2 separate regions of the Homo sapiens genome follow, and region 1 is linked to region 2. A link is an interaction called in ENCODE POLR2A ChIA-PET data of the cell type or tissue named here. Cell type or tissue: HCT116. All regions are shown on one strand.

Region 1 (2,500 bases), 92 kb after region 2:
CCTGGTTTTGTTCAAGAGAAAAGTAGTTATGCGCTTTTGTGTGAATGCACACCAGAAAGACGTTGTTAGTACCGGGGCACTGGAGTCTGGGGCCCTTCCCAAGTCCTTTGGGCAGACAGTCCTTCTGTGGCTTCCAGAAGCCATACACAAAGATGGAGTTCCTGGAACATGAGTGACCTCAAAGATAACTTCTGGGGACCTCTCTTTAGACCTGCAGCCTTGGCTGGGCATGATGGCTCATGCTTGTAACCCCAGCACTTTGGGAGGCCAAGGCAGGAGGATCTCTTGAGCCTAGGAGTTTGCAACCAGCCTGGGCAACATAGCGAGATCCTGTCTCTGAAGAAAATAAAAAAAAAAATAGACCTCCAATCTTCCATAATGGACTTCTTTGCTTCCAAGAAACAGAGAATTTCCTGACAAGGCTCACCCAAGCTTCCATCTGGAAGTGGATATTTACTAGTAAGGAATGGGCTGCTCCATATTTGTGTACAGAAAGTTACCTGGAAATGTGCAAAGCTTCAGTCCATGTTTGCTATTTTAGAGCTTGCCTTTGTGTGCTAAGGAATTATGCTGGCTTAAGGTAATTTTATTTTCAGTCTTCCAAGGGGAAACTGTCAGTAATTTATGTTGTACAGCTTTAGGTTATCATTATTTAATAATTCTGGATTTTCTGCCCTAAGGAAGGAGAAAAAAAAGTGGGGATTTCTTTTCTTTTTTAAAAAATTACTGCTCCCCTCAGTCAGAGGTAGTAGAGGTGTCAGAAGCTGGCCTGGGAATGCTCTGGAGGGCGCCATGGTGAGGATTAGCTGGATGGAGAGGTGGAGGGTGGGGTGTGTGGCAGAGCTGGCCCTGAGTAAAGAGATACCAGAGCAATCATTCGTTACATAGATGGCCAGATGAAGTCAGGATAGAATCTCCTGACTACTCTTCGGCCCTTCCCAAAGGCAGTTTTTGAAGAGATCCGGCTTGTTTGCCTTTAAAATGGAGCTGAAAATTCTTGAGTATTTTGAATGACTCATCCCAGCCTGGTGTGTTGTAAATACCTTTCCTTGGAGAGATTTAAACAGGAAGCCTGGAAAGTCTGTGTTCTCCACGCATTGCACTAGTGGTTGAATTCTGTGTCTGGGGAAAAGCAAAAGGTGTGCCCTTTTCCATTCTCATTGGAGGTGCTGCCCTAAAACCATGGCCATGAAGGAGGGGCCAAGGTGAAATTCTGAGAGGGGCCCTGCTTAACCTTGGCGAATTACACATAAGGTGTTCTTAGGTGCAAGACCAACTGCTCTGTGGAGCATCGCCGACCCCATCTTAAGATTCCCTGGTAACCCATCCTATTCTGTCCCATCATGCTTGGGCATTTTTTAAGCTCAAGGTGGTTCTTCGCAGCCTTTGTCGCTGCAGAATGAAATGTGAGTGAATGAAGCTTAACTCTCAACTCCCCAAGTGCACCTGTGCGGCCGAATGCTGCTTTCTCACCCTTCACTTAAGGCTTGCCCTGCTAACCTACTTGGTATATACCATACATTTGATATTCACATTATTTCCCCTCCCTTTCCTGTTTCCTTAACACACTTTCTCTCTAAGTTCAAGTGTGTGGCAGGTTAATCACACCTATCATTTTGCAGAGCGGTCAGGATGTGGGGTGGGTTCTGGAGAGGAGGGTGTGGAGAGAGAGGTCTCTAGATTGGCGAGTGGATAGCAAGCAGACCCGGACAGACAACCAGGAAGGAATGAGTTCATTGCAAGGGCTTTTCTTTGTCACTCACCTGCCTTTTCCCAAGTGCTGACATGTTTTATGTTGCGCTGAGAGTTGAGAAAAGTTGTGGTTTCTCTTAATTCCTGTGATTCCAGACAGGATGGTCCTTCTAGCAGGCTGAGTGATCTCCTCTCATGAGACTCTAGGATTGAATTCATTCCTGCTTTTAAAAAAGAAAGAAAAGAAAGAGGAAAACCGAAACTTGTGAAAAAAAAATCCGTGTCGGGGGCGATGCTCTTTTGGGCAAATTCTTTGTCTCCAGGTAGAGTTACATTTTAAGTGAAAGAGAGTGAGCAAGGACAGGTTCCCCTTCTGGTTCCCTTCTTCTCCCCTCGCCTCCTCTCCTCTCCTCTCCTCTTCTCCCTTCTTCCTCTTCTCCATTCTTCCTTCCTTTCCTCCCTGTGCCTCTGTTCTCTCCCCCTTTCTTTCTCTCATTCTCATCTTTTCATTTGAAAGAACTGGATGCTTGCCCATCCAGACCAAGCTGGCTTTGGGAGGAAAAGCTTAGGGAGGAAGCAATGTGAGGAGACTGGAAATAGAATCTGGACTCTCTTTGGTTTCCAGCCCTTAAATTGGGAAAGGAAGAAGTCCTTCCTGCTCCTGGCCAGGGTCTGGGGAGATGAAGGGTGCCACTTGAGCTTCTGGCTTGTGGGTATCCAGGACTGGAGTTGCCTGAGCTGCCCACACCACGTGGCAGCTGGCACAAACCCATGACCCCATCTGCAGGCACCCAGGCTGCACTGCCAG
Region 2 (2,500 bases):
CAGAATCTCTTTACAAAGATGGGGGCAGGTTTATGGAAAACCAGCTGGCTAGCACTGGGGAAACCGTGGCCAGCCGAAGCCTGAAGGGGCAAGAAGAAAGAGTCCCTCAAGTGCAGGGAAGCCTCCTGATGGAAGCATTGGTAAGGAGCAGATCCTGTGCCAATCTGCAGCCTGGTAGGGAGGGACTCCTCCTTCTCTCCACCTATTCTCCCTTCTCCTCCTAGAGCCTCCTTCTAGTCAGCCCTAAGGGGAGCCAGAAGGAAAATGAGCCCTTTGATAGAGTTCTTAAAGGCCAGGCAGGGCCTGGGGCTGGAGCAGGATAGAGAGTGTGCCCGGAGGGGCAGAGGGTGTGTCCAGCACCTGCCCAAGTGTGTGGCCCTGCAGGGTGCCAACTTCCACATGCCCACGAAAGATTCCTCAAGTCAGGAACTGTGCTTTATCTCTTTGGGGATATTCCACCAGGAAATAACCTTTTGAAAAGGGGAAAATTAGTAACTTTGCACAATAATATTCATAATACCTCTATTTATAGTGGTGGAGAATTAGAAAGGGCCACAATAGAGAATCTGTCCAGCAAAGCAGCCAGAATGGGTCATTTATGATTTATGATTATGATTCTCAGGTGGACCCTGTCAACACCTGCAAAATGGGGGCATACAATGACAAATGACAAAAGCAAACCTACTGATTATACATATGTCAGTAGGTGTACATGTGTACTATATAGGAAGAGATTCAAGGCATATATGTTCATAAAGAAAAGGGCTAAATGTCAAATCCCATAATTTAAGAGGAAAACAGCAGACTTCTTTTTTTTTTCAGATTTAAGTTTTTTTTGTTTTGAGAGACAGCGTTTCACTATGTTGCCCAGGCTGGTCTTGAACTCCGACCTCAAGTGATCCTCCTGCCTTGGCCTCCCAAAGTGCTGGGATTACAGGTATGAGCCACTGCATGCAGCCCCAATAGAGCAAACTTCTGATATAATGTATCCCCAAATTAGTGCAAAGCGGTTAGAATACTTAGGACTGTGCACAGTATAAAAATGTAGGAAAGACATCTTACTTAAGGAAACTGTACTGGGAAAAGCCACTCGGCTTTTGACAGCTATTACCGCAGCTTCCAATATTTTCATTGGATATGAAGCTCCTTGTCAAATACACTGTCGTAGATGTGAGGTGAATTTATTGCAAAGGGTCTTAAAGTTTCTCAAACTTTCTTTTTTCTTTCTTTTTTTTTTTTTTTTTAGAGACAGGGTCTCGCTCTGTGGTCCAGGCTGGAATGAAGTAGTGCAATCATGGCTCACTGCAGCCTCCACCTCCCAGGCTCAGGTGATCCTCCCACCTCAGCCTCCCAAGTAGCTGTGACTACAGGCATGAACCACAAAGCCTGGCTTATTTTTTAAAGAGATGGGATTTCGCTAAGTTGCCTAGGCCGGTCTCGAACTTCTGGGGTCACGAGATCTGCCCGCCTCAGCCTGCCAAACTGTTGTGATTACAAGTGTGAGCCACTGCACCCAACCAAGTTTCTTAAACATTCACGTGCATGGGTATCTCCTGGGGATCTTGACAAAATGCGGATTCTGATTCTGTAGGTCTGGGTGGGCCTGAGAGTCCCCCTTTCTATCAGGCTCCATGGGATGCCCACACTGTGGGTCCTGACTATAGCCTGAGTAGCCGCGGTCGGTGGAGTTGCTTGTTTGCTTTTTTACCTTTTAAAACATGTATATGAAGTTTGCAGATATAAAATTTATATGTCCTTTGTCATCCACCCTCCCCTTCTCTTCCAGATTCTGGTATGCCTCTGATACAGTGGCTTGTCCTCCTGTTAAGAATCCCAATATATTCTGGGCTTCCTCTCTTATCGGCCAAAAAGAACCAGTCAAATTTTGCTCTTTATTTTTATATACTTTTTTTTTTTGAGACAGGGTCTCTCTCTGTTGCCCAGGCTGGAGTGAAGCAGTGTGATCATAGTTCACTGCAGCCTCGACCTCCTGGGCTCAAGTGAGGCCCCACTGCAGCCTCCTGAGTAGTTGGGACTACAGGTGTGCATCACCACACTCAGCTAATTTTTTAATTTTTTGTGGAGATGGGGTCTTGCTGTGTTGCCCAGGTTGGTCTTGAACTCCTGGGCTCAAGTCATCCTTCCACCTTAGCCTCTCAAAGTATTGGGATTACAGACATGAACTACCACACCCAGCTGAACTGTACTTTTTATAGTTTTATCCCCAAAACAGTACTTCCAGTATCCCTGACATAAATATAACCTTGAGAAGGCTTTTTCAAATTGCATACAATGCCCACCTTTTCCATCCTAGCCACAGTTATTTTTATGATTATCATCTTGTATTTCTCACACTGTTTTCACATGAGAAACTTAAAATTGTCTATGAATCCGTCTAATTTCATGAATTCTTCTGGCAATCCTGTGGAGGAGATGCAAGGCTTTGATAATGTAAAATTCCAAATATTATAGTATCTAGTGACCCAGTGTGATTCACTCA

Evidence for each region. ChIA-PET counts read pairs that join two places held together with the same protein. Peaks named below come from ENCODE experiments on the same cell type or tissue, not always from the same donor. Only the 100,000 strongest peaks of a DNase experiment are listed, where the experiment ranks them.
Region 1: POLR2A ChIA-PET joins it to region 2 with 6 read pairs; 4 of 35 experiments call an interaction of 5 or more read pairs at or near these places.

Annotation. Positions count from the first base shown.
Region 1 is chr6:6,841,750-6,844,249 of GRCh38, reverse strand. No RefSeq gene overlaps it. Among named protein-coding and RNA genes, the nearest start is that of LINC03055, 43 kb to the left of the region's middle. In HCT116, no CTCF peak of the experiment used is centred here; a DNase peak (open chromatin) is centred at 986.
Region 2 is chr6:6,934,040-6,936,539 of GRCh38, reverse strand. No RefSeq gene overlaps it. Among named protein-coding and RNA genes, the nearest start is that of LINC03055, 50 kb to the right of the region's middle. In HCT116, no CTCF peak of the experiment used is centred here; no DNase peak of the experiment used is centred here.